Linked DNA regions of Mus musculus: region 2 is linked to region 1. The links are chromatin loops, found by intact Hi-C in ENCODE. Cell type or tissue: left cerebral cortex. All regions are shown on one strand. Links, peaks and the distances in the headings refer to the core of each region. The heading gives the core; the rest is flanking DNA. Region 1 overlaps Rad51b (RAD51 paralog B). Region 2 overlaps Rad51b (RAD51 paralog B).

Region 1 (16,075 bases), core at 4,885-12,884:
TGGTAGAATAATGAATGGAATCAAGTTCCACCCTAGGGCCTATGATCTAGCTGGCCACAGGGTTTTGACTAGAGTTATCTGAAAAAGAGAAAACATTGACTAAGAAAATGCCTCCATAAGATCCTGCTGTAAGGCATTTTCTTCATTAGTGATTGATTGGGATATGGGGAGAGGCACAAGCCCATTGTAGGCAGTGCCATCCCAAGCTGGGTAAGATCCTGATGTAAGGCATTTTCTTAATTAGAGATTGATTGGGGTATGGAGAGAGGGACAAGCCCATTGTAGGCAGTGCCATCCCAAGCTGGTGGTCCTGTGTTCCATAAGAAAGCAGGATTGGCAAGTCATAAGGAGTAAAGCTGTAAATGTCTGCATTTTCCATGGTGTCTGCATCAGCTCCTGCCTCCAGCATCCTGCCCAGTTCAAGTTACTGTCCTGGCTTCCTTCAATAATTAACAGTGATGTGGACGTATCAGCCAAATAAACCCTTTCCTCCCCAAGTTGCTTTTGGTCATAGTGTTTCATCACAGCAACAGGAACCCTAACTAAGACACCCAGTTTATGGTACCAGGCACAAGCTTTGTCTTGTAGCGCAGGCTTTAAATCTAATCAGATAGTGACTAGTTACTCCCATAACATGCACTCTCTTGTCAAGGCATCCTATTGTAGCCCACAGAGGTCACAGCTGTGTAGGACAATTGATTCCTTTTCTCCCTTGGTAACTTAAGAGGACCTTTCAGCACTAAGAAATCTAGTTGATGGTGTCAGATAGGAGTGGGGATGACGTCCAGGTTGGTACCAGTTTGATTTGTCTATGTCCTGTGACTCAGGTATGTAGTATCTTCAGCAGTAGGATCTTACCATCAAGTTCCACTGGGTAACCAAGAGCTATGACAATAGCCATTTTTGATGGGGGTGGTGTTTCTATTGAGTCACACTGACCAACTAGAAAGGAGGTCATTCATACCTGCCACTGGGCTTATTATGATAGCCTGTGGTGTCTGGAAGACACGTTGTCTTCTTCCCGCCCCAGTCAGGGGGCATTTTAGAGTATCCCCCTGACCCTCCTTTCCCTTGGCCACACTAAGTGACACCTGTTGGCCTTTTCAGCGTGTTTGTAGGGTTGTGTTCCATCTTTACAAAGCAAGGTGCTATATTCTCCTCTGAGCCTCAGGCAGGCTTCTCTCTTCATCCTATGATGAGTAGAGCAAGCACAGGCTGGGCCACCCCTCTGCAGGCATCTGGCACCTTCCTTGTCATTTTTTTATGCTGGTTGTCTTTGCATTTTGAATCTATAAGCCATAAATATTTAGCATATTTTCTGTAAAGCATAGTACAAACAACCGTTCAATTAAGTTATATAAAACACATTAGAAATAGGACATTTGAAAATGAAACAGGTTCTACCATTCATCTCATTGAGTGGGATGTGTATGTCTGGCACTGGGTCTAATTCCAAATTCTCTCATTTCTCTTTAGAGAATTCTTTACAACCTCAAGAAAAGTGAGGCTGTACCCTCAAATCCATCTGTCTGTCTGTCTATCTATCTATCACCTATTTATTTTTGAGGTGTGCATGCCACAGCATGTGTGTGATCAGAGGACATTTTCTGGAGTTGGTTATCTTCTTCCACCATGGTGGATTGCAGGGCTCAAAGACAGATCATTGTACAAGGTATCAGACACCTTTACCCACTGCGTCATCTCATTGACCTTTGACCGCAAATTTGAGCATTGGCTCCATCTTTTCAATTGCTTGTTCATTAATCCACCCCTTCATTTAGTGTAGAGCATCTATAATATAAAAACCTTACTGGTTGCTCAGAGAATAGAAAGACCAGTTTCAGCCTTGGCCCCACGAGAATATAAAGGCCAATTCTACTGCTCAGCTTCTCTGTTTGGAGCCTTAGAATTTCTACATGCCATAATGAAGTTCAACTTTATGTCTGAGTTGGCCGGGTGTTATGCTATAGTTGATTAATAAAAGATATAGAGAATGACCTGAGTTTATACACATACACATACAACAATTGTGTTATGTTGTACAGCAACTAATGAGTTGTCAAGAATAAGTTGTCAAGTCCAGTAGTAGGATCAGCAGGTAATTCACTTGCTACCAAACCTTAACAACCTGAGTTCGATTCCCAGGACCCACCTGAGGACAAGGAGAGAACCGAGTTGTTCTATGACCTCGACATGCATGTCTGGCATGTATTCACCAATAAGTAAATAAGTAAATGCTATTAAGGGAGAAATGGAGGTCAGTCAGTCTCCATGGTGATGGCAAGGGCCACCATCACAGGATAGCTGAACAAAACTAAGACAGTTCCTTGACTAGTATTTTAATTCAACATGTATGCAGTACCCTGGATCTCATCTGATAGACTGACTGACTGCCTTTGTCCCTGGTCACATCCACTGGTAGCTCAGATTGAGTACCATGCTTCACCAAGAAGTCACCAGCCTGGCCAAGGTAGCTCAGTGTGGCTTACACCTGAGTTGGTCAACTCTTTTTTTTCTTGGGTAGCTTTTTAATGAGAACCAAATCAGATAAACTATTGCTTAGTTCCTAGGCTCACTACAGACGCAATCAATCAATCAATCAATCAATCAATCAATCACATCCTGGTGTAGTGTTATGTCAGGGAACCTGGCTTTTCTATGCTGGTCATCTGGTTCTCATGCCCCTTGGGGCTGGAGTTTGGAGTAATTATTGAAGCAGTCTTGAGAAAGCTTTAACCCTTGAAACTATAGCTGGTTATCAGCAGGCATAATGAAAACCAACTTTTAGCCAGGGTCTCACTACCAATGGCAGTTTAAGATAACTGTCAAAATCATAATTTATCTCCCACTCCTCTCCAAGAAGTAGGAAACTATAATTCACAGATCATTTCTGCTGTTAGAAGCAACTTGTGCCCTCAAATTAAGTTAGTCACCTTCCTTTTCTGGTTGCTCATCTGCTACCTGGGTGAAATGCTCAAAAGAAACCCCACCTGGTTGGCTGTTTCAGATTTTTCAAGAAATGATTCCCTCTATGATGCTATGCTTCTTAGTTGAGTTTGGTGTAATTATTCATCCTCCATATTAATAAGTATGAGTCGAAGCTGAACAATCAAGAGAAGACATCTAAAATTAGCCCTGGCCTTTGATCAACTCATATTAAAAACCATAATAGGAATAGAGAGAGTGTAGTCTTAGCCCTTGGCCTACTGGCAAGCATTCTTACAATGGTGAGTGTACCTGAAGTTTGTGACAAGTGTGTACTGGGGACATCTTTGTCAACATACGTTGGTAACACACTGCTTTGGGAAGGTATGCTTCTATGGCTGTAGTCAGATTGCATTGGGAGCTGTCTGGGAGACAAAGAGGTAAGAAAAAAAAAAAAAAGGTGTATGGACCCCAAGGGACAGGTGATGGTATACCAGGCTGTGAGTTCCACCTTCAGGGCAGGAATCTAGAAGAGTGCAGAGACTCATGAGAAAAGAGATGATCCTGTTGGCCAGTCACTCTTGCTCCAACTACGTGTGGCTAGGAAAGGAAACCAGCTCCCTTGGATTGGATGAAAAATATTGATTTTTTTTCCCCTAACTGGAATTTGACAGGGTCAGTTCATGTCTGGGTTTTCAGCACTTAAAACAGGGCTCTTTTGTCTTGGGAGGCGGCTGGACTGGTTTCTCCTCCAGGCAGGTGCACAGAGGGCGGTTATTGTAGCCTGAAACACAAACACCGAGCCCCTGCACCCTGATCCACACACTCTCCAGCATGGCTCAAGGAAGTAAAATGAACAATGACTCTTGCAACAGGCAAGCACTGTAAATGCCACTCCTGAATGAAATATTTCTTAAAACTTGGTATCCGTAACTTGATCGGCTCTTAAAACTTAATTATATGTCAGGGGAAAGGAAGCCATTGGCTCCTCCAGCTGTCCAGGTTGAACAAGAGCGCACAATGGACCATATCCGATTCGCAGCCATACTTAGGTAATCAGATTAATATCTCTTGAATTGAATTTACCCTTTTGATACGGACTCTTTCAGCTGGCTTGTTTCACATCTCAAATTTTGACAAAGCCTCACGGCCTTTGAGTAGGTACCCTGAAATCTATATGCGGGAAGCCTGTGTTCTTTGGAGCAGTTTTTGGGACATGCACCAATTAAATCTGTTTCTGGCACGCTTTTAATGGCATACTTTCCCCCGAGTCAACAACCGCTCCAAAATCTGAGGTCATTTGTTTAATTTAAAAGCAAAGGTTATGGAACAACCACTGCAGGCTTCACAAGCCAAGTCCCCGTGGCTTTGAAAGGAGGGATGAGGAAGGGGAAGGCTACATAAACTAGGATACTTATACACAAAATAAGTTAAGTACTGTGTCTCTGTCAAGTGAGTATCAAACAGGGCTAGTCCACGCCCGCCCTGTCAACCTCCTTTCCCTTTCTTTTCCAACCAATCCCAGAGCTCTCTTACTCCAGAGGGAGTTCCACACAGTTACTGTTGATCTTGTAGGACAAACATCTGGACTGGATTTTTGTCAGCTGGAGACGAGAGAGAACTGTAAATGATGCTGTGACTTTTTTTCATCCTTATTAAATTTATTTATAGCCAGTCTGAAGCCAGGAAGCCTGCCCGGGCCCTTGATTGGATGTTCTCGAGGAACTCGGGGCAGATGGCATTTTCCCCTTGTTTTCTAAATAGTATCGAAGATAGCCTTACATAATTCCCAGCTCGGCCTTGTTTGTTTGTTACCACAGAGGACACACCATTGGGACATTTTGTGTGTCAGAACACTTCCACTGTGTTAGCTTATCCAGCCTGCCTTCCTTTCTGTCAGGGGGAGAAGGAAGTGTGCCTGGTACAGCGTTTGACAAACTGCACTGATAGAAAGTCTGTGTCTGGTTTGAGACGTGAACCAGTGTCCTGGGGCGTTTCTTTGCCAGAGAAACTCAAGTTGGGTCCCATTCTATCTTTTCCACCTAACAAACCTTCAAATCTTAAGGCTGCCACGTCAAACAAAAACAAACAAACAAACAAACAAACAAACGCCCATTCATTTTCTCATTACTGAAGATAATACAAGGCTCTACAAGAGATATTTCCAAATACTTTACTCTGCCCTTAGACCATATTACATAACAGTGTCTTAGGGGTTATGTAACTATTTAAGAAACAAGGCTTCCGACTTAGTCAAATGAAGATTTCTTGTGGGCCCTTCCCGGTACGATGACTTGCGATTATCCCTTGATTTTTCTTTCACTGGCATTTGTAACTGCATTGTTTATGTGCTTTGTTTTGTTAAGGCTTGGGAATGAAGCCTGCTACCCACAGACATTTTCTTCTCCAGAGTAGACTGTTCAGCTTCCTGCCACCCAAGTCAGCCATCCTCTGAACCACGGAGCCTAATATTGCCCATCTTGCTAAGGGTTAATCTCTGGTATGAAATTGAATGGAAACCAAATGCACTCTTATTGGAAAAGCAGCCACGGAGGCCCATTCACAGGCAGTCCTCAGAGGGAAGACTCTTAGGAAACAAGGGGTCTGCAGCAGTTTCTCAGTCTCCACTTTTTGTGAGGTTCCTGTGTCACCAGTAGATAGGTGTTCTTAGAAACGTCAGCAGATTCTTCCAAGAGTTATCTTGGTTGTGGAATAGGGAAGCCATTCTTAGAGCAAAACTCAGGTTGGCCCTGTGTCCGTTGGTCTGATGGAAAGCTTCATCAAGTGAGGGTGTCTGCTCTCTACTGTTGAGCCAGCTCAACTGTGTGACACTGGCCCTGGCACTGAAAGTAGCCACAGGGTGGCCGTTATTCATTCTTATCTCAGTTCGGAACACTGAGTCATAAAAGGGGAGAGCCAAAGGTAAAAATGTTTGTTATCAAGTAGGAAGGAAAGACAGACACAGAGATGAAATGCAGAGGAAGGTGAGGCGTGGAGTTGGGACCAGATGGACTGTAAGCAGCACTGAATCTTTCAAGATTGTAAGGCTGCATTGTTCCTGCTAGGTTTAGCTTCAGTGTTTTCAGAGATGAAAAGTACCGATTTGGTGAAGGGGAAAGAGTTCTGTCTATGCTTAGAACCATCTACATAGTCTTCATCATTATTATCATCATCATTATCTTTTATGAAATCTCCCTAAAGAAGGGTTCTTTCTTTCTTTCTTTCTTTCTTTCTTTCTTTCTTTCTTTCTTTCTTCCTTCCTTCCTTCCTTCCTTCCTTCCTTTCTTCCTTCCTTCCTTCCTTCCTTCCTTCCTTCCTTTCTTTCTTCCTTCCTTCCTTCCTTCCTTCCTTCCTTCCTTTCTTCCTTTCTTCCTTTCTTTCTTCCTTCCTTTCTTCCTTCCTTCCTTTCTTTCTTCCTTTCTTCCTTTCTTCCTTTCTTTCTTCCTTCCTTTCTTCCTTCCTTCCTTTCTTTCTTTCTTTCTTTCTTTCTTTCTTCCTTCCTTCCTTCCTTCCTTCCTTCCTTCCTTCCTTTCTTCCTTCCTTCCTTCCTTCCTTCCTTTCTTTCTTTCTTCCTTCCTTTCTTCCTTCCTTCCTTCCTTTCTTCCTTTCTTCCTTTCTTTCTTCCTTCCTTTCTTCCTTCCTTCCTTCCTTTCTTTCTTCCTTTCTTCCTTTCTTTCTTCCTTCCTTTCTTCCTTCCTTCCTTCCTTCCTTCCTTTCTTTCTTTCTTTCTTCCTTCCTTCCTTCCTTCCTTTCTTTCTTTCTTTCTTTCTTTCTTTCTTTCTTTCTTTCTTTCTTTCTGTATTGGAATTAAACCCATGGCCTTGGCACACTCTGTCCACTCTGAAGCATCCCAGCACCCACACCCACAGCACTGAGCTATATCCCACATACCTCTCTTTTTATTTACTTTATTTTATTTTGTGTGTATGAGTGTTTTGCCTGTGCATGAGTAGATGTGCTATATGTATATCTGATGCCCACAGAAGCCAGAAGAGGGCTCTGGATCACCTGGAACTAGAGTTACAGATGGTCCTTTGCAAGAACAATGCGTGTTCTTACAAACACGCCATCTCTCTAGCACCCCTACCTCCTCATCCTCCACTTTTTGAGGCAGTAGCTCACTGATTTCCCAGGCTGAGCTGGAAGTTCTTACACAGCCCAGGCCGGCTGTGAGCTTGCAGTCTGCCTGCTTCAGCCTTCTGAATCGTCAGGATTCCAGTCTTGTGACACCATACCCAAGAAAGCAGCATTTTAAAATATTTTTTAAGAGAGAAAGAGAGAGAGAGAGTGAATATTTATAGAGGTCAAAGGACAGCTTTGTGGAGTCGGTTCTGTCCACCTATCTTTTTGTGGGTCATGGAATTGAACCTAGGTCAGTAGACTTACAGAGCCAGCCAGCTCTTTACCCACTAAGCCATCTTACCAGCCTCAAAGCAGTACTTCTAAATGCATTGCTATTGCTGTAAAAGATCCTAGCTAATGGAGTTAAAATGTCTATCAAAGATATGAGCCTGAACGAGCATGGCAGTGTTAGATACTGATGAAGTTATTCCCTCTCCAAGGGAAAAAAAAAGGTGAATGGTGGTGTATCTATCACCTCAGGAGCAGCATCTCCCATCACTGCCATGCCTGACAAGGCTCCAGCATGATTACAGCTGGAAAAGAGGGCAGGAGTTAAAGGAGCAATAAGTAGATATTTGGCACCAAACATTCAACATGTGGACCCTGTGAAACTTGACACTGTTATTTTTGCTCATGTTGAGCATATCACACATTCATTTATGGAGGTACCTATTCTCCATCTAAAAATGTCCAACTCCGTATGGGACAGCAACGCAGTGGAGGGTAAATATGGTTTTGTTCTGCATTTTAGCTGATGAACGGTATATCCTACTCAAGCGTAAGCTATAAACACTGTGGTGAGATTACTCAGAACATCAGCACTAACCATACCCACATTAGTGAGAAAAGCGTGGTGCACTTTTGGGAGCCTCCCAGCCGCCTGTGTCCCTGTGTGTGCAAAGCAGAGTAGAGAACTCATCTACTGTTCTCCCTGCCGCCGTTCCACTGAAAACACATTACAATCCAAAGCCCAGAAGGAAAAGGCTCTGTTGCTGTCTCTTTGTCCCACCCAGCCATTGAGGCAAGATGGGAAGGAAAGATCAGTCTTTATGGACCATGAAGATACACTCCTCCCCACCCTCATTCGCCCACCACTGTGTACCTGTCATTGAGTGCCTGGTGTCAGGTACACTAAGAAGAAAGCGGGGAGCGGTAGGAGAAGAACAAGGGGCAGAAAGAAAAGACAGCTCAGCTCTGGCCTTTAGTCAACTGGCCCTAACCTCAGTTATGTGAGAATCCCTCATTAGCAGTTCTTTTCTCTCTGCAGCACGTTCATCTCCAGCCTAGTCCTGCAGCTTTCAGTGTCTCCCTTTCTACAGCTTGTTCTGTCTGATTTACTCGGTGATGTCATAGCTTTCCTATTTTTAGAATGAGTGGAAGATAAAATGTTCCTAAGAGCAACTTGGATGGTATTGAAAGCATTAGGAAAGAAGTGTGGCGGGCATTGTTAGCAAACAGCTGGGCTATAAACACTAAGCATGAGAAATGACGGTTAAGGCCAATGGGCTATCTACACGAAAGGCCTGTGTTTGAAGAGCCTCGGAAACTCTCATGGCTGGAACATCTGGTAGTGTCAGAACCTGGGGTGGCCGAGATCAGAGGCTGCTGATTTCTGGCCCCTATGGATCAGTGAACCCTTTCAGAGTTTACGGGGAAAGGGTAGGGTGTGAGTTTTAGGTCTTTGATCACTGTGTGTGTGTGTGTGTGTGTGTGTGTGTGTCCGTATGCGTGCCTTTGTGCCTCTGTGGGTGCAATGATCCATGTTGGACTCTTGGAGGATAACTGTAGAGGCAGTTCTTCCCTTACACCTCAGGGACCAAACTCAGGTTGCCAGGCTTGTGTAGAACTTTCACCCTGAGCGGTCTTGCCAGTCCCTTTGCTAGTTTCTTATTTAAAATGTTGATTCTGTTCCAAGCAGCTGATTCCAATTGTACTTGCTTCTACCTGTTGACTCGGGTGTTCTGCATGGGAACCGCACTGCATGGCCATGGGGCCTTCCCATCTGCCTCCTTTGTGAATCTCTCTTTCAGTGCCTCCAACTTGGGCCCCAAAGAGGGATACAGCAGCTGAATGTCATTCTCTTGGGCCTTGGCCCAGGCATGCATCTCTGGAAGGATGACTGAATCCCATTCTTACGGCTGAAGTTCCTCTTGATTAGCAGCCCCTTTTGTGTGTTGTTCTTAACAGGGCCTCTGTCTCTCATGGGTAGCTTACAGGGATGTGTTTGAGAGTTCCTTCCAGCTGGGAAGCTGCCCAGCTCCCACCAGCTGAGTTGGGGGATGGCTTCCCTTTAGTTCCGCTGCCTGTGGACTACAAGGACCCCACTTCCAGCCTGGCCACAGTGGCCCTTTTCTGCTGTGCAGATTTGGCTCTGTATTCCGGTTTTCATTCTCCAGCCATCTGGGCATTTTGAGCATCCCTCTTATCTTAGTACCTTGGCACTCAGGACCACATGTCATCCTACCACAGAGATGGAAACAAAGGAAGCCTTCACCTCTGGCTTACAGTTCCCCTGGAGTCATCATAGGTTGAGTGACAGTCGGGGAGATTGTGAGAGCTGCATAGATCTGCAGTGATGTAAATGGTTTTGCTGATAGAAAGCACACACAGTGGATGACAATAGCCATGATTGTTCAGTACCAGGGTTCTTAGCTTCCTTCTTTTTTCCCTCGGCTAATTTGAAATCTAGGAGAAAGAAAAATAAAGGCCCTGGTGGCCTCCGATTGCTACAGCCTTGTCAGACCTAGAAGAGTAAGCTCAGGACTGGGTATGTCATACAAGTGAAATAGAGCTCTCTCTTAAAGATTCTGGAGACTAGTGAGCAGGCAGGGGAGACATCCTTATTAATAATGTGATTGTCCAAGTGCGAGACTCCTCCATCACTCTCAGGGTGAGATTTCCCCAATTGTGGGAATCTCGATTTTATGAGTTTAGTGGTGAACTCCATTCTCTCTCTTGCCCCATTTATGAAAGAGAGAAAGGAAGAAAGAAAGACAGAAAGAAAGAGCAAGAAAGGAAGGAGAGAGAGAGAGAGAGAGAGAGAGAGAGACTGGTCAGTGGTAGTGTGCTTGCCCTGGTTGGAGCGCCAGCACCATTCCCTGCTTTTTAAAACTCCTCTTTTTTTTTTCTTCTTCAACTTCTGGTTTGGGAAAGGTTGGATCAGAATCACTCTTCAGAGAAGCATCTGGAAAAATTAGTTCAAGCATACTAATGACAAGCTCGCTATAATTGTCTTAACTAGAGAAAAATAAGCCTGTGCCACAAAAACAGTTCTGTCCCACCCCCACCTCCATCCCCACCCCCACCCCTACCCCCACCCCCACCCCAGCCTCTGTCTCTCATGCATTCATTCTGATCCTCAGCCCTGCCCAAATACCTCTTGGAGGAGAGGTTAACAAAACAGCCTCAGACTGTCTCTCAGGATGCCTCGCAGTCCGGGAGGTCGGAAATGCCCTTAAAGGTAGTCTCTCATGTGTTTGTGTCTTTCAGAGAGTCTGATTTCACATTAGTGGCTGATCGTTTAGTTCCTAGCATTTATGTATGGTAGAAAACTCAACTTCTGCATACTTGATGCTACAGCGCAGTATGATGTTAAGATATTACTTTGCTTTGGGGCAGAAGGCAGTGCCACCTCATTCCATACCAAATTGGTGGGCCTTGTTTTTGTTTTGATACTGGTTGAAACCACAGAGACAAAGGGAAGGCTAAGAGTTCATTCTTGATTATCCTTTTGAGTCCAAGGTTCCATCCTCTAGTCTCTGTGACAGGCAATGGTGGTCACTATCCTAGAAAACCAATTTCCAATTTCCAATTTAGCCAGAATCACGGGTTCTAAATTGGGCTTCTGTTCTCAACCCAAAACTGCCACCAATACTTGTCAAAACCCAGAGAGCGTTCTGTAAAAAGCTAGCTAATGACAGTAGGTCTGGGTTCACACACAGCTTCTGGCCTTCACCTTGCTTTACTCCCTATATCTCAGTCCTCAAGTGAGGATCAGGTCTCCACATGGAAAACTGACTTCCTCATTTTTTTAAGTTGGCTCACTTTCTGTCTAAGAATCAGCCACTCTTCATCTCTGGCATTGTGTCTGAACAAGCAAACCTGTTCAGAATATAGAATTTTTGCTCCCAAAGCACAGAGCTGATTCAGTGACCTCTGCGAATCTGTAAGTGAAGAAGGAATGCAGAGTCTCTGGCACAAGTTGGTTCTACCACATGGTTTGAGGTAAATGGCCATTCTATTTCCCATTAGGAAGGGTTTGGAGCAGCTTGGCAACAGATCTGTGGCTGAGTAATTAATCTAAGAACTATAGCTCTATTCCACATAGGAGATTAAATGCCTGCTTTGGGTCACATCAAAGCTGGCCTCTTGTACTATCTGATCTTTGCAAAAGTCCCCATGTTGGACCAGCATGACAGTCTTTACGTGTGTTGCTCCCTCTGTTATAAAAGAGTGAGTGTAAATAATTTAGAGTTTTACTCACACTAATATTAAAACAAGTCACTGTCTTCCGGAGTTGATGTAAAGTCAGCACTACAAGGAATTTGAGTCAAAACAGTCCTACTGCTCTTTGGGTAGTATATCTTAAACATGAGTGACATTTTAGCAAATAGAGTTTATCAGCCCATCCTTCATTTCCTTGACTCTCATTGAGACTGTTTAGGTACAGGCTCTCTATTCTCCATCTGTAAAATGGAAAAAATCAGAGCACCATGCTCAACTTAGATGGATGACAACAAGGACTGCAGGCATTGACTGAGCTGTGCTGCCACAGACCTTCTACATTTGTAACGACTGCATTTTTGCCTATACCCAAGGGAATCTGAGCAGTGCACAATCCTGGGCAGGGTGCAGGAGGTCCACAGCCAGGTTGAACTGGGCAAACAAATGGAGCTGGTTCCAGTTTACCAACCGGGCACAGGTTATGTGCTGGTCAAGAGAATGTTTTTCAAATCATGGGGAACCACTGGTACAAATCCACTGGTACTTTGATGGTGGCCTTTGGAGGTGCTTTAATGATTTGAAGCCGTTCCATGGCAGGCCCAGGGAAAGGTCTTCCTTTAGCCAACATGCAATATTAGGCAGAAGAAATAGAGCCTTTCTGGCTGATTGGCTGTGGGTGGGCCTTTTCCACATGTTTCTAATTAGGGATACAAGAAAGAGTAGATATTCTGTGGCGACTCTCCTTTCCCTCTTTGCTATGAGACAGAACAACAGTGCCTTTGTGGTGACCTTTGTAGAGCTGTTTACATTTGGTGACCTGCCTGCACACTCCCACTAGAGTGGACTCACCTCCAGGCTAACAAGGAGCAACCGGGCTATCTCTTGCTCTGGTAGGAGCAGAGGAGTCAAAATGAAAATTAAAAGGATTCTCTGTTTAGACACTTAATTTTTTATATAGATTTATTGAGGTCTAATGTATATACCATGAAATTCATCCATTGTAAGTATACAATTGAGTGATTTTTTTTAAGTAAATTTATGGAGCCTCAATCCAATTTTAGAACTTTAGCTGGACTGATTTCAGAAATACCAGCAATCGTAATTGGAATGGAAGCCGAGCTGAAGTGCAGAGTAAAGTCTGTCTAGGGAGGGGCCACCCAGGAAGTCACTTGAGACATCTAGTCTCAAGCCCAGAGTACACAACGTCCTAAGATTAACATTTACATATAGGAAGATTTTTCAGTAAGTTTGCTTTCCAAATGACAGGACATCATTAAAAATACTGAGCAGTTGTTTGCTGCAGAACTCCCCTTACATGTCAACATCTGTTTACGTTGCCTGATTATAAAGAGGATGTACAGAAAATGAAAATTCAAGCTCTCCTCAGTGAGTTTATGTGTCACTTTAAACGTCTGATCAAGCTTTTATCCACGTGTCTACTTAGGTACGTCTCTCCTCAGGCACTGCTAACACTCAGTGAAACAAGGTACTTACCTTCCAGAGACAATGGGTCGGTGGCCTATGTGGTCATTTCAATATGACATCATGAGTTTTGCCATAGACTGCATGGAATTGAAAAGTCTTCTGTAAAGACCTCTTAGAGATGTTACTAAAAGAAAAAGATGGCTTGGTAGCTAAAAGCACTGGCTTCTCTCGAGGAAGACCTGGGTTCAACTCCCAACCATGTAAGCCCCCCTCAACTGTCTGTAACTCCAGTTCCAAAAGATCCAACACCCTCTTCTGGCCTTTTCTGGAACTGTGTGCGTATAATAGACTTACATACATGCAGGCAAAAACACTTACATAAGTTTTTAAAAAATAAAACTATCTAATTAATTAAAAAATAAAATAAAAGGCATTTCTTTGAGTAGGAAATGATTTGTCCAGGCTGGTAAGCTGGACTAGTTCTTCTGTTTGTCTAGTTGTGCTGGGTTGTGGACCCTTGTGTCCTGGCCCTGAAGTTCAGCATTATCCTTTCAACAAGAAAAGGACAGCAATGTCAACTGCTGACCTTCTAGAGTACAATCTCATTCTTGAGTAGCTTTAGGAAAAAAAAAAAAGATATGAGAAGATAAACAAAACAACTACAGAATGTGTTTGCTTAAAAGTGCTAGGGCCCTACAGTGTGAATATTTCTAAATTTAAGATGATGAAGAACTTAGAGTTGTTCAGAGATATTTGGAAAGTAGGGATATCTTTGGCTCCCAGTCAGAAATGGGATGAATTCAGCTGGTTTCGATGTTACCAAGGAAGAGGGAGTTTTGTATTTGTTTGCTGGCCCACCTACTGTGTGGTCTTGTTTATGACGTGGCTAACCTCTCTCTGGGATTATTGTGAATGGCCCTATCTCAGTGAGAGCTAGACACAGTGGCCAATACCATTGAACATTGCCCTTTGAGTCTCAAAGGTTGATTTCATAGTATTTAGTGGTATTTTACCTGCCAAAGAAAGTACTGCTTCATTTAGGGGAATGTAGTTTTTATTTTTTCATAGAGAATAAGGAAGAGAGATTTTTTAGAAGAACATATCTTATCCTATTGGCCTTCTAGACAAGCTAAAAATGTAAGTGCCAGTAATCTTAAAAATGTCATGTCTTAAATGTCAACCTACCAATAATTATTTAGATGCCATCAGAGGGGAAGTCCCCTCCCTTTTTTTTTTTTAAATCTGTACTAAGATGAAATTTTTAAAAAAAAATTTTAATTAAGAAAATTCCAGTGTGGGTAAGTAATTTTTTTAAACCAAACACAAGAAAAGTCTATGAAATTAGAACTGCCTTACTAAAAAATAACAGTCCTGGAAATTGTGTGGAGTTTTGTTTTGTTCTTGTATCTTACTTTCCAATGCAACACTAATTGTGGATGGGGAGAGTAGGTGAGCGTTGTTACTCTGCGTGTTAAAAAGGGCAAGGTTTTGGACACTGTCAAGATTTGTCAAATACAATTCAGGGTGCTCAGTGAAATTATAATTTTAGAGAAACCAACCACACAGAATTAGTTTAAAATACATCCCAGCTCTTAGATTGGGGATGTACCTATACTAAAAAAAAAAAAAAAAAAAAAAAAAACAACAAACCTTTCATTGCCTGATTGCCTGAGTTGTGTTCATTTATTTATTTTATTCTAGCCAAGGTCTCATGTAACCCAAACCAGCTTCAGACTTGCAATGTAGCCAGGTCTTAAACTTATGATCCTCCTGTCTCTACCTCCCAAGTGCTGGGATTACAGGCATGGGCTACCAAGGCTAGCATTATCTGAAATATAAATTTAATTGAGCTGTATATATTTATTTTTGATTAATCTGGCACCTTTTTTGTTATGGTACTTTTACAATTAAAAAATGTATATATACCACCCAAGAAGCTTAGGAAAGTTTTACAATTATTGAAAGCCACTATCAAGCTTAAGCTAAAGCAAAACATAGTAACTAAAACTGTGAACCAAGCCAGTTGTCTCGGTGACATGAATCCTCTCACCCCAACTACTTCCTGTGGCTGGCTCTAGGAGTCCATTTCTGTGGGGGGGAAAAAGCCTTCTTACTATTAATTGTAGACCCTTTGGGTGGCTGAGCTCAGACTGTGGCTCCTTTTGAATGTCAGTGTTCTTGACCTCCTTAGAATAGTTCTGGACCCTCCTAAATTCTTGCTTCTGTAAACTCAGCTCAGTGAGGTGGGGTCCCACTAGAGGTGTCTCAGAGAATAATAATAGCTGTCATTTATGAGTGATTAATATGCCAGTGCTTTACCTCCACTGTCTACATCTAACTACAGGAGTTTCTATGTTAAATGGATGTAATTTCAGTTTTAGAAACAAGGCAATGAAGGACTCTGGAGGTTTAGTAACTTGAGCCATTGCAAAACAGAGGCAGGGTAAGGATTTCCGGCAGCCGAGTGCCTCTGCTCACCAATGTGCTGCTCTGGGTCCTACCCTCGGAGCCCTGCTTTTCTACTCGCTCCTCAAGCCCTGGCTTGGCTTGTCCTTCCTTTCTATCCTTGTCCCTTATTGGTTAGAACTGATAGAGAACTTCTCATCCAGAACTGACGCGACACAGTCTTTGTCTCTGTGTGCAGTAACACAGCAAACCAGAAGTCTGAGCACAACAGAAGGTTAAACTGAATGCTCCCTGTTGTGTGTGAAAATGCTTAAACCGAAAGAAACAAAAAGCCCAGGATCTTGATTTGAACACTGTTTAGAGTGGCTGTGTTTTGCCATCTGTGGTAGTTTGGATAGGAATGGCCTCTATAGGATCACATATTTGAATACTTGATCACGGGGGAGTGACACTATTTGACTGGGATTAGGAGGTGTGGCCTTGTTGGAGGAAGTGTGTCACTAGGGATGGGCTTTGGGGTTTCATATGTTCCAGCCAGGCCCAGTGTCTCACCCTGCTGCCTGTGTATCCAGATGAGGAGCTCTTGGCTCTTCTGCACCGTGTCTGCCTGTGTGCCACCATGCTTCCTGCCAATTAACTAAACCTCTGAAACTGTAAGCCAGCCCTAGTAAAATGATTTCCTTTATAAGAGATGCTGTGGTCATGGTGTCTCTTCCCAGCAATAAGACATTGACTTAAAGAGCCTGGAGGCTCC
Region 2 (16,075 bases), core at 3,860-11,859, 51 kb after region 1:
CCCGAGAGGCCAGAGAGCTCTTAAGGAATATTCTAGAACCGATTCTTAATGACTGTACATCAGTTCAAAGTCCAAAAAGAGTTAGCAGAACCTTATTATTTCTTCATTTATTGCTGACTTAGTTTCAAGGTAGAGTCTTTTTTTATTCCTGATGAAATGTTTCTAAACCTGGATGGATGTATTAGTCAGGGTTCTCGTAAGAGAACTGATGGGGTGAATCTGTATAGATAGAGAAAGGGGGTTTATTAGCATGACTTACAGGCTGTGGTCCAGCTAGTCCAATAATGGATATCTACCAATGGAAGATCCAAGAATCCAGTAGTTGCTTGGTCCAGGAAGTAAATTGGATGTCTCAGCTGGTCTTTTAGTTTATGCTAGAATCCTGAAGAAGTAGGCTCGAATGCCAGTGAAGGAATTGACTTGGCAGCAAGAACAAACAGGCAAAGAGAGACAAGCTTCCTTTTCCCATGTCCTTTGTATAGGCGGCCAGCAGAAGGTATGACTTAGATAAAGGTGGATTTTCCTACCTCCAAAGATCTGGATTAAATGTGGGTCCTCCTGTTTTAAATTATTTAATTGAGGAAAGTCTCTCACAGCTATGTCCAGCCACTTAGGGTTAATTCCAGATGTAGTCAAGTTGACAACCAAGAATAGCCATCACGGTAGAGTTGCTTCTATGAATTAGGAAGCCAGAAAACTAATCTGAAAAATAATTAACTTTAATTATGAGCTGAGCCAAGTACGTATTTTCTTCTTGTCTTCCTTCCTTCCTTCCTTCCTTCCTTCCTTTCTTTCTTTTTCTTTTTTTTTCAGAAAATACATGTTTTGCCCATATTGTAACAAAGTTTCAAAAAAGTTAAGTAACTTGCCAGAGTAAAGGCAGACCGTTTTATTTCTATTTTTTATTTAGCAATGGTTTCTAGCCAGAGATGACAAAAATATTTCACCATGCTAGATAATGTGTTTGGACCACTATGTTGAAATTTTGCTGCAGCTGCCTCCACATGATCCTGTGTAAGGTGGTAGTGGTGTGTGACCTGCATGTCTCTCATCAAAGAGACGACCTTCGAATCTTTACTTTCTCCTGAAAGTGGAAGATGAGAAAAGTCATCTGAATGCTATCTAGCTGCAGGAAAGCTATGCCTACTGCCAAGATGGAAAACACTCTGTTGTTGCATGAACAATATAGGCCAGTAAATTTATGAGAACTATTTTCGAAGACTTGAAATGGAAGATAAGTGTAAATAAAGTAGGTTTGTAGCTCAAATGTGTATTTTTTTAGTTGAATTAGTTTATTTTTCTGATTTGTAATTCTTTAATGTGATTACAGAAGATTGAATTGTATCTATGGTGATATCATAACACACCCCTAGCCCTCTGATGACTTCCTTATTGAAAGATTACCATGCTAAGGCAGAATAAGGAACCAAAACACACAAGCACACTTGACTCTATATTTAAATTGTTATCTATGCTACAGCATCAGAATGAAAGCTGTGAAGTAGCCTATGGTACATGACCAAAGGAGCCAAGAAAGGTCATGAACTTCTAGCTCAGACTCATACCTGTAGTTTGAGAAATAATCTCTTGTATTGTTTTGCATTTTAGAAAATTCTATGTTTTCTTGTGCATATGTGTCTACATGCTATTTTATATTTAAAGTTAATATTTTATAACACAGGTGTACATGCATGCATGGTATGTACATGTTTGTGCACACATACTCATTTTACCTGGAAAAATGGGTAACCCTTACTTAGGTATTCTGAACTTTTGGGGGGGGGGTCGAGACAGGGTTTCTCTGTGTAGCCCTGGCTGTCCTGGAACTCAGTTTGTAGACCAGGCTGGCCTCGAACTCAGAAATCCGCCTGCCTCTGCCTCCCAAGTGCTGGGATTAAAGGTGTGTGCCACCACCACCCGGCCTGAACACCTTTTTAGCCATGTAAAAATCAACTATTTTGGTGAATTGCAGTTAGATAAAATTTTATTATAGCAGTCCAATTAATGCTTATTTGTTTCTGAAGGATAAATAAACGTGATATGGCTTTTATATTTTAGTATATTAAAATTTCTCAATAGCTCATTGCCTTTATGCTAGTGACAACTGGTCTTCAAATCTCTCTAGTCTCCCTATAATAAACTGAGCATAAGGAGAAAATCAAGCTAAAATTTTGCTTTACTTTCACTTCCACTCAGCTCTCTCCAAGCACACAGTGCTGCTTCCTACATCAGAGATGCCTAGGAGCTGGCAGGAGACAGCTCAGCTCTTCCTATAATTCCTCATGGCAAATGTGTATCTTAAATGTGATGATAGATTCCAGTTTGCTTTGGTGCCTTATTTTGAGAATAGCTGCTAGAGCCACAATCTCTTTGCTTTGGCTGATGCTCCTCCTCCTCCTCCTCCTCCTCCTCCTCCTCCTCCTCCTCCTCCTCCTCCTCCTCCTCCTCCCTCTCCTCTTCCCCCTCCCCCTCTTCTCCTGGGCTATTGTATTTTTCTTCTCTGTATGGAGTGAAATGGAAACTACTCTCTCTCTCTCTCTCTCTCTCTCTCTCTCTCTCTCTCTCTTTCACACCCCCGCACACACATAATTAGTCTTGGCTATGATGTCCCTTGGCTAGGCAGTTTAGTCAGTACCCAACTCTTCTCTACAGCTAGTGCTTTGCTTGTCCTGAAGAGCCCGATGATTCATCTCTCTGGGGAGATGAGACATGGTTCCATATTTGATATTACCCATTGGGCTTATTGCTTTGCTTAAATTCCCAGATTTGTCTAGTGTTTGCTGACTTTTTAATCCAAGAATAAAGTCATGTAAGTCACCAGTGTAGTGCTAGTGGATTTGGCAACTTATAAAGTTTAGAAAGCCTCCATCCCATCAGGATGGAGGCTTTAGCACTGCCTCAGCCAGGGTGCAATGCCCTTTCCAGTGCACATTCTTGCACAGATTGGGTCCACTGAATTATGGAAATCCAAACTCTCCCTTTAGCAGCCAAGAGCACTCCAGAGGCACTTTTGATGATCCTCAATGTGGGCACTTTTGTGCCACCTCAGGTTCTTTCTTCACTGCACCATTGGCTTTTTCTTGGGTGAGATGGGAAGGAGTGGTTCCGCCTTTCTCAGGGGTTACTTGTTAGCTACTTGGCTTTGAATTTGGGTATAAGTTAGTTGGTGAAATTCCTCCCAAAAAATCCTGCTGTTCTTTAAAATGGGTGCTGTGTCCTTCACATCCCCTGCTAAGACATAGTATGCCGTTTCTGGCAGCTAGGTTACATCCAGAACCTCTGGAGTTTAGGTGATAGATGTAGTAGTCAAAATGACTAGCTTGTGCAAGCTGCAGACTTAGAGACTGGCCTGGTCATCTCTCTGGATCACACAGAAGTCACTTCTGAACAACAACCAAAAAAAAAAAAAAAAGTACTATATACAATAAAATAATCTTTATTCCTTTTTGCTGCAAAAGCAAACTTTGAGAGGATGATTCTCTCACAGGATATGGAAATGGCCTTGGAGATGGTCCAGGGCTAGTGGCACAGCTGCTATTTCCTGCAAAGGACATCTATATCCAGAAGGGGAAAGGACAAAGTTAAATATATAGCAGGAAAATGATGCCTGAACATATTAACAAGAATGGAAGGATTTGCCTGTATCACAATATGTCCATAAAGATAAATAGCCATTGGTAGGAGTTACAGTTTTCATGTTTGGAAGAAATATTTAAAACTCTCCATCAAAGAGTAACTGATCAACCACCAACAATAGCAATGACAACACAATTCACTGTTGGCCCCTTTTAATTTTAAACCTTTTTTGGAGATCTAGTTTTACATTTATAATAGTTTTGGTATGGCTTAGAAGTTGTTTTTTAAGAAGCTCAGGCCTGTAGAACTGGAGCTGGGGTATGTAAAGCCAGGAGAAGACTTGGGATTTTATACTAAACATGATACCAATTTTTCAAATGGAGAGAGACATGACTTTATTTACACCTTTAGAAACTTGCATAGACTTGACTGGGTCCTAAAGCAGATGGAGGCTGAGAAATAAACCAGGAAATATAGCACCAGTGGGTGGCTTTGGAGGAGGTGTTGAGGGGATGAGACTGGTCCAAACTTCCTCTCTTTCAGCTGTGAAAGAGCTCTTGACTCTCCCATCTGCATGTACTACAGACCCAACAGAAAGGGTGAAGGAGGAAGAACAGTGTTACTGGAGAACTTCCCAGAACATATTTGGATTCCACCTAAATGCTATTTGTTTGCTAGTGTTAATTAGGATTCTGGTATTTTAAGATCCCTGCTTTATATTTGGGAAATAGAAAACACAGGGTTGTGGGTAATTAAGGAGAAATAGTGGCATTAAGGTCACTAATGTTTTTCTTCAGGAGTCACCAAAAGAATGGAATTCCAAATGCTAGACTTTCATCTCCCTTGAAAGCATTGACATGGCTTTTTGATGACCCTTTCACTGTTCCTTAACAGAAATTCCACCACGATGCTCTTTATGGAGTTATGATATCTCTTTGTATCTCTGTGAATCTGACAAGTAAATTAAGAAAAATACAAGTACTATTAAGAGCTAAGCCAAACCAGCAACTTTAAGACAGTGTTCTGCTGCCCCCATTGTTTGTTAATGAGCCAGGCAGCTGCTGGTCCTCCTGATTATCCTAGACAGGTTGTATTCCTCTTTCTTAGATATAGAGGAATTTTAATCCAGCAACAATCCTGCTCTGGCAAAGGATCACATCCAGAGACCTTCTACGTCTGTTGATCTGGCTGGAATACACACCTTTCATCCCTCTGGCTAGAATTTGACATCTAATTGAGGGACAGACAAAGTGACAACTCAGAGAAAGATTTGTCAGAATGAGCCAGAGATAGGATACGCCTAACTCTTAAGAGAACAGATAGGAAAGAGACTACTTAAGAGCAGTGCAGAGAGAGAATACAGTTGAGTTCAGCTGAGTTAGTGCCGTCCAGTTCAGTGCAGTTCAGTTCATGGAATTCAGAGGCATTTTTACCAAGCAGAGCAATTCAGTCAGAAACCAAGAGAAGTCAGTTTGAGTCAGTCAGCTTGTAGAGTTGTTTGAGCCAGAACAGCTTGTAGAGTTGTTTGAGCCAGAACAGCTGAGTTGAGCCAGCCAGAAAGGAGTTCAGAAAGAGCTAGAAAGAGTAAGTTTATTTAGCAGTAAGTCTTGGAGGCTGAAAACAGTCTAGGCCTAGGTTAAGAGACAGAGGCTGGAAACTGAAGCCTTCGAGATCCAGGCTTGTAGGAGATTTGTTGTACAAAGGCTAGATGCTTCTAGGTCTAGGGATAGTTAGATAGAAACTCTCTGAGCTCAGCACAAGCCACGTATTCACACAGCTTGGGTATGGCTCTCCTCATCCCTTCCTCTGAGGAAATAAAAGCAACATTTGTATTTAATTCTCACATCTGTGATTTCACAGATGAGGACACAAAGGCCCAGAGATGTTTAAGTAATCTACTCAAAGCCTCACATAAGTGTCAAGCTTTTGACTCTGTGGTCCCCAAACTACAGCTCTTCTTACCACACTGCCTATTGTAGGGGAAAAGTTGGTTGTGGCTTGGTTATTTGCATTTGTAAAGCATCTTTCACTTGAAGAAAAGAAACTGAGAACACCATTTTGTTTTTGTTTGCTGTTTTCCTTGCGTGTCTCTTGCAGAGAGGAAGGAAAGAATCAACTCTTACTGGCTAACTTATATGTGTCAGAAGTTCATTATTCCATACAACATTGGACAACATTATACAGATAAGGAAACAAAGTTGTCCAATGTCACATGACACACAAAGGAATAAATCTCAACCTTGGTGCCGCTCCTCAGCAAACCCTGGGCTCCATTAGAGCAGAGAAGTCTGTTTCCCCCTCAGGCCATTTTGTTTTGTTCTATACCAGTAAGCTAAATCCCAGATTCCAAGCAGTCTGTTTTCAGACTATCATATCTCTCGTGCCTACAGCAGGGTCTGACTCTGGTGCATACGAGATGCTCAGGAGGAAACGTTGAATGACTAGTGAGTGCACATGCTCTGAAGTGCAATTAAAATGTGTGGAGCCTTGAACCGTACTTCCTAGTGTGTTCCAGTGTCTGTTGAGATGGTACCATGGAAAGGGTCTGAGAGAGTTCATTCTTGAAAAAAAAATGTGCATTCCTGATTTGCAAAAGTCTACTATACTCAAAGCTGTGCAGTTTAAGGAATGGGATTGCTCTCCTGTTGTCTGGGAAACTGAGACACAGAAAGGCTTTGCAAGTCAGTGAATGTTTTGTGACACAACCAGAATTGTGAGAGTCTCACCTTTATAGCCTTAGACCACTTAGCAACCCTGTGGTCTTGGTAGGGCTGCAGCTTTCCATAAATCTGGCACTTAATCATTTAAAGAGATGGCAATTTATCTTAAATATGTGCCTCATTATGGATGCGACACACTTAGCACAGATGGTCTCAGCAGTTTTTCCTGGCTTCCCTTACCCCAACATATCTAGTACGCTAATGTCAATATTAGCTTTACTGTTTTAGGTAACTTTGGTGTGCTTCTCATTAGCTGCAACCATAAAGAGTTGAGTTTTACCTGCGCTGAGGGATCACTAAATTCCTGCTGGCATCTGTGCACACAGCCCCATGTCACGAGTGAGGTCATGTTTCTCCTGGATTGTGCCTGTATCTGATGAGCCTAGGCTGGCATGAATCCGAGACAATGAAATAATCACACCCATTAGCTCACCAGGGCCTTATTAAGATGTGGCCTGGCTTTCCATCCATTCCTCCTTCTTGGAAAAACTGACATAGTCATAGTGTGTAAAGGTTAGTGGAGATGAAGCTGCTTTAGCAACCAAGAGCTAGTTAATACTCTGTACTTAAAAGCCCACCGAGCTGTGGCTGATAACAGGAAGTTGCACTTCAAGAAACAGGATTCGAGGGTCTTTTCCCTGCCTGTCCCCCTTCTTTAAAAAAAAAAAAAGTTTTATTATGAAGCACTAACCAGCCTCAAACTTGCACAATGCTTCGGTCTCTGTCTGGAGAGGGCTGAAAGGCAAATCAGAACCCTGTCTAGTTCAAGGGTGTTCTGTGATCTGTGCATGTATGATAGTAATACTGAATGCCCCCCTGCCCACACCCTCCAGTGCCCCACTAGAGCAGTGCTTTCCAAACTTCCACATTTCTTTGCAGACCACCACACACACACACACACACACACACACACACACACACTTGGAAGGTTTGAGTCTGGCAAACAAACTGTAATAATTAAACAATGGTTTTGTTTTCTCATTGATAACTCAGGTCATTGTGCCTTTATCTCTCTCCATAGTGCTTTCGTGGGGACATCTTCCCAGACCTCAGGTATAGCCCTGGATGTGACCCACAGTTACATGTCCAGAATACCGTCCACTTCACCACAGAAGCCCTTTCACAGTCCCTTGTGTGCCTGCCATTATAAAGACTGGTCTGTCTCACTCCTGACTGTTTTTCTACTCCTTGTGTCTTTGCTTGGCATATATAACTGGCACTTAGTAAACATTTGTCGAATGACTTAAGGCATTAGGTAACTGAAACACAAGAGAATTGTGGGCCTTATATTGGCTTGGAGAGTCTTAATCTATAAATCTGGTAGGGTTTCTGAAGTGTTGACACTGGCTTAAGTGAAAGTCACCAAGTTGAAAATAAAAGATTAACGTTGGGGGAGGAGGTTGTGAGATGATGCTTCCAACACATTGGCAAGGTTCTGATTCTTAATATAGAGGGATCCTGGCTACTCCTGAACTAAAGAGACAGAAACCTGCTCATTTCATATATATCCACTGCAGAGCTATTGGAGAAACCTACGGAGTTTTACAAACTGTAAGGGTATTGTTATTTTATGGTTGTTCACCTAAAAGCCTCGGTAACACCTGTTTTCCCTGGTCATAATTTTGGAGATACTCGAAGCCATCCTGCCTCTGGTTTTGTTTCATGAACCTACCTTAACCCTTAAACTACGAAGAGCACAATATTTTGTTGAGCACCTACTTTGTACTTTGTGTTCTAGGTTATAAGTTGAATACCTGGAGTCTTTCACTAAGCTTCATGGGATCTTTACCAGTGGATCGATCGCATCATGTAAGAGAAGACTAGCATCATGTCCTAGTGTCAGGACAGTCTTTCAGACTTTCCTGATGACCTAATGTTCTCTGTTGGGGACATGCTGCAGAGAAGTACAGGAGATTTTTTTTTTTTTTGAAAAGCCAGAACACTTGCTAATACCTCAGACAGGGATGTACGTTGTATGATGCACTGCACGGCGCCCCAGCTTTCAGAGACCACCTCTTACCAGAAGTTTGCCAACCCCAGCTCTTAGAGAGATTCAGCCCAGCAGCCTCAGTCAGTCCTCTCATCCGACAGTAATCAAAAGTTGCTTGGTAAATCAGTGGGGCCGAAAACATTCTTGGCAGTTCAAACAGCCAGCGGTAAGAACAAGCTTTCTTTACTTGCAATGAGTTCATTATCCAAGGGCCAGAAGTGCTCAAAATCATTGATTGGCTAATTATAAGTAACTCAAGGGCCATAATGCTTCAGTCCCTCTGTGGGAATATTTATAAGTGCTCAAGTTCAGCTCAGATAAAAGAGAGGGATGCCACCCAAGAAAACTGCAGGAAAAAGCCTAGAATTAGATGGCATGGGATGTTGCCAGTCTGAAAGAGGAAGGATCAATATATCACTGAATTTTACAAACCAACCTTGGAAAACAGATTCCCTGTGTCCTTCCCAGCTTTAGGATGGGATGCAAAACTAGGGGCTTTCCCCCTTTACTCGCGGTAGTAAGTCTACCCTGTTTTCTTAGGAAGGGAAGCAGTTGCTTTAACACTCTGGCTAGATTCCCAACATGAACAGGGTGGCCCGATTAAAACAGGCCTGTGGATGCTTCTGCGTGAGGGAAGGGGTTAGCTGTAAAGCACCACGTGCTTGTGGGTGTTTAATGAATATGAGCTGATTAAATTGGCCACCCTGAATTATAACCTCATCCCTCTGGAGCTCCTCTCTGGCTCTTAGCTCAGGACCATGTTCATCAAACTTTCTGCCCAAACTTGCTAGGCAGAAATGCTTCCTCCTAAAGTTGCCTGTGTTTTCCACCCAACGTTTCTTTGTTTCAAAGATGCGCAGTAGAATGTGACCATGGGAGACCCTTCCCTTCGGATGCAGGCCCAGCTGCAGTGACGGCAGCCACACCCACAGCACTTCCCCTCAAACCTGCTGCCTCCATCTGTTTCCCCATCTCTGGACTAGTACAAAGCCAGTGTCTGTCTGGGACAGATAGTGAGCTGAGTAGCAGACAGAGGAGGCCTTGTCTAAAGAAGGAAAAACTACTGTTCTAGAAACCGGGCGACCTAGCTTTCTGGCTGGATTGTGCTAAGAGCCATCTGTGTGGTTAGGAGAGTCATTTGTTCCTTCACCCATAAAAGGCAAAGGCGAGACAAAAATCAATATTTCTCAAATTGTGGGCTCTGGGACTTGGGGTCTGCAAGTTCTATGAGATTTTTAAAATTTTTATACTCTTACCACCAAAGTTTTTTTTAATTATTATTATAAAGACAGTATAATTACAGTTGAAAGACACTGAAAAAAATAAATAAATAATAAGTTTCTTAAATTGGTGATTCTAAAACTTATGTAACATTTTCTGGAGGTTTCTCGGTATATTATGGGAATCTCAAATAGTTGTTTTTTTAAAAGGACTCCGTGAATCAATAGAATTTTCTATAAAGCAAAACATCTTCGTTTTAAGTTTTTTTTTTCTTCCCCCCACAGTACGCTTAACTCTCTCAATGCATGGGCTTCCTTTGTTTTTACAATCAAGATATTTGCTCCTTCGCCAAAACTTTCCATGAAACTGTAAAGAGTGTGTTTCTTACAAAGGCTGCTTTTCCCTTTAAGATTTGGAGCATTGGGCTGGGCTGATATAACTCAGTGGGAAAAGAACTTGCCACATAAGCATGAGGACCTGAGTTCAAACCTCTAGAGCCTGTGGAAATCTGGTACTGTAACCCTTGTCTGTAATCCTGGTGCTCCTACATGGACCTGGGAAACAAGAGCATCGCTGGGAACTCATGGGCCACTGAGCCTGGTATTTGAGACAGAGGAGAACAGAGACCCTGCCTTAAACAAGGAGGAAGACAAGGAAGGACGGATATTCAGCCCTCCGCTTGTACCATAACACACATGCAGCCTCATATACCTAAACACACACACACACACACACAGAGAGAGAGAGAGAGAGAGAGAGAGAGAGAGAGAGAGTGTCAAAGGTCAAAGGCTGGAGATATGGATCAGTGTTTAAGAACACTGGTTGCTTTGCTTTGCTAGAGGACACAGGTTCAGTTCTTAGTACCCACATGATAGCTAACAACCAATTAATATTGTATTTCTGAGGGATCAAATGCCTTCTTCCAGCCTCCTTATGTACTATATGCACATAATGCATAAACATACATGCAGAAAAAAAAAACACCCATGAAGATTTAAAAAGAATCAGAGCATCATAAGTCATTGTTAATCAACCTTATCAACTGAGACTACCTTTCTTTTATCTCTCAACCCTTATAAACCTAAGATTAAATTTAGTTGTGCATTTTAAATCATATTTTACAAAATGCATTTGTGCATACCATCCATCTATCTATTTATTTTGTGTGCACATGTGTGGGCAGGGTGCATATATGGAGCTCAGAGGACAACTTATAGGAGTTAGTCACCGAGTTCTATCATGTGGGTCTTGGGCATCAAACCCAGGTCCTCGGGCTTGGTGGCAAGAGCCTCTACTACTGAGGCATCTCACTGCCTTTATCCCTTTTGATTTTCAGTAGACATTGTCTGGTAGCATGATGTCCATTATAGAAAGGAGGATAATTTCACCATAAAAAATCACCTGGTGTTTCCTGATTCATTCTCTCCAGCAAAGCTTTCCTATTCTTGGAATGGCGAGAGAGTAGACGGGGTATCTGTTAGTCGTTCTACTGCGCTGATCCAGGGCTACTTGTTTCAGGAAATAGTAAATGGGGCTTCTCATTCAAGGATAGACTGGCACTGCCAGGTGTCAGTCACATGACATCAGTTTGGACTTAGTCTCAGCCCAGTTCCTGGTGTATACAGGTACTCTGTATTTATTGAATGTTGAGTAAGTAAATGAACGAGTGGATTTTAAAAAATCAATCCTAGGCTGGGCGTGGTGGCACACATCTTTAATCCCAGCACTCGGGAGGTAGAGGCAGGCAGATTTCTTAATTTTGAGGCCAGCCTGGGCTACAGAGTGAGTTCCAGGACAGCCAGGGCTATTCGGAGAAACCCTGTCTCGAAAAAACAAAACAAAACAACAACAACAAAATCAATCCTTCTACCTAGGGATGCATACCTCTGAAATCCTATCACTCAGGAGGCAAGGTCAGTAACACTGTCTCAAAACCCAAACCAACAAGATCTTTCTGACTAAGGTCTGTAAACTGGAGGTCATTTTTACCTCATGCACTTTTCCAAGTACTAAGTCAACAGGGTTCGCTGAGAGTCTTCCAAGTGCTTTGAGGGGAAACAAGGGAACTGATGAGAAATGGCGGACTGGCAGGCCAACATAGGAAATCCCCTTTCTGGCTCTCTCCAACTTTCTGTCCAGGGCTGATTTCCTAGGCTTCCAAGGTGATGTGGTAAATGGTATCCTTTTGCCGGGGGATCGAATGAAATTGTCACTCCCAGGGAGAGAGGAGAGGTATGACAGGGTGTGAAGAGTAAATAGAAGGCAGCCAGATCTACCCCGTGGGAAGCTGGGTCGGAGAGCGGAGGAGCTGGTGAGAAGACTGGCTCGGGCCAGAACATGTCTGCCTGTAAAGGAGAGAGGCTTCGTCTGCTTCTCACATAGTGTGGTTTGGCTACTTTCCCATTACTTCCCCGGAGAACTCTTAGTGACCAGAGACATCGTATTTTAATCAAGATGGTTCTTGCTGAACTGGTAAGCTAGGCTCCCATGGGTTTAGTGGAGTTATAGCAGGGTGAAGAGAGAGGCTGCTGTTCATAAATGGATCCACTCCCTCTCTTCCGCTGTTGGCGGCTGCTGCGGTGTCTATAAACATGCAGGGTGTCCTCATGTACTCGTAAATGCTGCTTATTGCCGTGTGACTGCATTGTCTGTGGAAGTGGCCTGCCTGGAAAAAGTGACTCCGTTTCACTCTTCTGTACTCATTGTTCCTGGAACCATGTCCTGAGGTCCCAGGCTTTTATTTTGCTGCCATTCTCCGAAGTTGCCTTTTTGTGGAAGCCTTGGGATTCTAGAGAGTTTTTTTAGGCTTAAATCATGCCTCCAACTAGCTGCTGTGAGCTCCATAAGATGGCCTGGTTTTACTTGGCCAGCAAAGGGGTGACTTCCCCTTCCAGTCATTCCCTCTGTCAGTTGTTGGTCATCTTGAAAAACTAAGACTGTTGGAGGAGGCCAAAGTGAACTTGCAGAGCTTGTTCACTGAGCCAGACTGAAAACACGTGATTAACCGGCCACACACAGGCTCAAGATGACATCTCACTCATGAATTGTGGTTAATGCCCCAACAAAGCCCAGATAGCTAAAGCGAATGTACATCTATGCTTTCTGCCAGGTAGTTTTCATGAGCTTCCTGGGATGTCAATATGCGTGTATAATTAAGATGATTTCATTGTATTAAAATTCCCATAGAGATGAGCCAAGGATGCAATAAGGTAAAATCACTAGGTCTAGCAAGAGTCAGCAGTGAGGGGCTAACGATTGCTGTGGTAAAATACCACGACCGAAGCAACCTGGGGCGGAAAGGGTTTATTTGGTTTACACCTCCACGGAGTGTAGTCCATCACCGAAGGAAGTCAGGAAGGGAACTCAAACAGGGCTGGAACCTCGATGCAGGAGCTGATACAGAAGTTCAGTATGCTTTCCTATAGAACCCAAGACCCGTCACAGGGCTGTACCTGTGTAGTAACTCACCTAGAAGTCTGCCTGGCATTACCAACCACCCCAGTGTCATTTCCAGGAAAATATAATCCAAACTCTTGCCTTGAACGTTTCAACGTTCTTACTATTTCATTCTATTTGGTTTCATTAACTTCTTTTGTAGTCTCTGAGTTCCACTCAAGGCAAGTGCTTTAGTACCTGAGCTGCACCCAGCCCTTCACCATTTAGTGTCAGCCTCAATATTTGTATTGCAGAGGAAAGCTCCACCTCCATCGAGTCTGTGATTTGTGTGCATTCACATAAAGCACCCTTATTTTCAAAGAGTGATGGCTTCAGTCTTATAAAAACAAATGAAGTTGGCATTCCAATCATTTGGAGTTAGATTTGATCGATGGGGTGACTACAGGTTAATCGACACCTGTTAATAGACTTCTAAATTAAAATATAGTCCCATCACTCCCAGCCAAGAAATCATTTTTATGTTTAGTCCAAATCTTTCACTCTTGTTAATTTCTCTATATATCCTGATTTCCTTGTCCCATCAACCGTCAAAATTAGTCTGGTCATGATCTCTTTGTTTAAGATGAGGGAAGCAAGTTCCAGTGACTAGCTACACAGCTAGTTAGCTAGTTAGAAACAAGTTCATCAGAATTCTAGTCTTTCTGCTTGACCAAATAGTCATCTATACATATATATGTTATACATTATATAAATATATATATATAAACACATATGTTTTATATGTGTTTATATATATTAACTATATATATAATATGTGTTTTAACCTATTTTTTAGAAGAATTGAGTAATCTGACCCTGGCCCAGAACAGTATTTTGATCATGATGAACTTCTGTTTAAAGACTGTAGATTTCTTCCACAATTAAGCTCTCACGCTACCTCTAACCCTGACTGGTAAAAATGTCATGATAAAGGGACTAGAATAGTATGGTAGGCATCAGTTGAGCATCTACTCATAATCCTTTCAGGCTGTTCTCTACTGAGGGAAGAAACAACTCATATTTGATTTCTGTCCTTTATGGGACCTTGACCATTGTCTCTCTCACTTCATTCTATAGTTAACTCAGAGTATCTTTGAGATAATGAGATACAATGGGCAGTAAATAAAAATACATATAGTACTTGGTATCAAGAAGCTTGGGATGCTCCACCCGGGGATCCATCCCATAATCAGCCACCAAACCCAGACACTATTGCACAATGCCAGAAAGATTTTGCTGAAGGGGCCCTGTTATAGCTGTCTCGTATGAGGCTATGCCAGTGCCTGGCAAATACAGAAGTGGATGCTCACAGTCATCTATAAGATGGAACACAGGGCCCCCAATGGAGAAGCTAGAGAAAGTACCCAAGGAGCTGAAGGGGTCTGCAACCCTATAGGTGGAACAACAATATGAACTAACCAGTACCCCCAGAGCTCGTATCTCTAGCTGCATATGTAGCAGAAGATGGCCTAGACAGATTTCTTCCACAATTAGGCTCTCACGCTACCTCTAACCCTGACTGGTAAAAATGTCATGATAAAGGGACTGGGAAGAGAGGCCCCTTGGTATTGCAAACTTTATATGCCCCAATACAGGGGAATGCCAGGGCCAAGAAGTGGGAGTGGGTGGGGAGGGGAGCAGGATGGAGGGAGGGTATAAGGAACTTTCAGTATAGCATTTGAAATGTATATAAAGAAAATATCTAATAATAAATAAATAAATAAAACCCAATAAAATAGCTAATCAAAGAGAAGAAGAAGAAGAAGAAGAAGAAGAAGAAGAAGAAGAAGAAGAAGAAGAAGAAGCAGCAGCAGCAGCAGCAGCAGCAGCAGCAGCAGCAGCAGCAGCAGCTTGAGATGGATAAATATATACGGAAAAGACTGAGCTGGAGAGACTTCTCAGGGTTAAAGCACTTGCTGTTCTTGCAGAGGAACCAGAATCAATTCCCAGCACAACCATCTGAGACTCCAGGGGCTTCCACACCGTCTTCTGGCAGACACAGATGTAGTATGCAGTCACAATGCCCATACACATAAAGTGAAATAACCATTTTAGAAGAAAGGATAAAATGAAGGAAGGAAGGAAGGAAGGAAGGAAGGAAGGAAGGAAGGAAGAAAGAAAGAAAGAAAGAAAGAAAGAAAGAAAGAAAGAAAGAAAGAAAGAAAGAAAGAAAGAAAGAAAGAAAGAAAGGGAGGAAGGAAGATAGACAGACTTAGAAAGAACAGAAATAGGAGCTGGCACAAAGATCATTGGGAAATATGTCTAGTTATTTGGCTCTGGCCAGTGGATTATCTGGCCTGGGATTCCTCAACCAGACCATTCTTGACATCTGGAACCAGCTGCCCCTTGACTGTTTAAGGCTGTCCTGTACATTGTTCTGTGTTAGCTGGAGGTCTGCCTTTCCCTAGTGAGGAGATGCCAGTGGCACCACCTCCTACCATTTGTGACAACCAAAATATATCTCTAGACATTAGTAAATAACTACAAGTCAGGGTCAGGGGAGAACTGTTCTCCATAGAGATTCACTAATCTCAGATATATTGTCTTTGAAAGCCACATCAGAAGATATTTTGTGAGAGGATAGAATGGCCTTCTGAATTATAACCTCAAAAGTTAGAACTTTAGACATTTCCTAACCGGTACAAATACACATTAGTTTTGTTATTCTTTATTCATTCATCCAGAAAGGCAGCTATTGAAAATGACATGTCAGGAACCTTGCTAAGTCTAGACAAAAAGCAGAACTTACCCACAAGCTCTTAGAATTTAAACCTATTCAAACGCTACTCCGTAGAGTTGGTTTGCTCACCAGTGCTAATGAAGTTAAAGTTTTGAAGTTGTGTTTCATTATGTGCCTTTAACGTGGATTAGCCACATCATTTATTAGACCAGTACAAATGTCCTCAAGTCTACTTTGAATCCTATTGGTAGGATGTTGGAAGATTCCTGAGATATGAAGGTAATATCATTAAAGCTGAAAGACTCAGAGTCCAATGAAAACCTTTCATTAAATGGCTTTCAGTACATGTTTTAGTTGGTTGGTTGGTTGGTTGGATTTTTCACTGGCCCATCTGGGCCCAAACTCACTCATGATTCTACCCAGCCTTACGTTGTAGTGTATTCCTTTAATTTA

What was found. Peaks named below come from ENCODE experiments on the same cell type or tissue, not always from the same donor. Only the 100,000 strongest peaks of a DNase experiment are listed, where the experiment ranks them.
Region 2: it touches region 1 in a loop (4-fold over the local background); 4 of 42 quality-filtered maps call a loop at or near these places.

The regions. Positions count from the first base shown.
Region 1 is chr12:79,671,312-79,687,386 of GRCm38, forward strand. All of the region lies in intron 8 of Rad51b (RAD51 paralog B), which reads left to right. Among named protein-coding and RNA genes, the nearest start is that of Gm36048, 120 kb to the right of the region's middle. In left cerebral cortex, for the core only: no CTCF peak of the experiment used is centred there; DNase peaks (open chromatin) are centred at 7,932, 8,416 and 9,316.
Region 2 is chr12:79,723,651-79,739,725 of GRCm38, forward strand. The region is part of intron 8 of Rad51b (RAD51 paralog B); the gene reads left to right. Among named protein-coding and RNA genes, the nearest start is that of Gm36048, 67 kb to the right of the region's middle. In left cerebral cortex, for the core only: no CTCF peak of the experiment used is centred there; DNase peaks (open chromatin) are centred at 4,064, 8,486 and 9,276.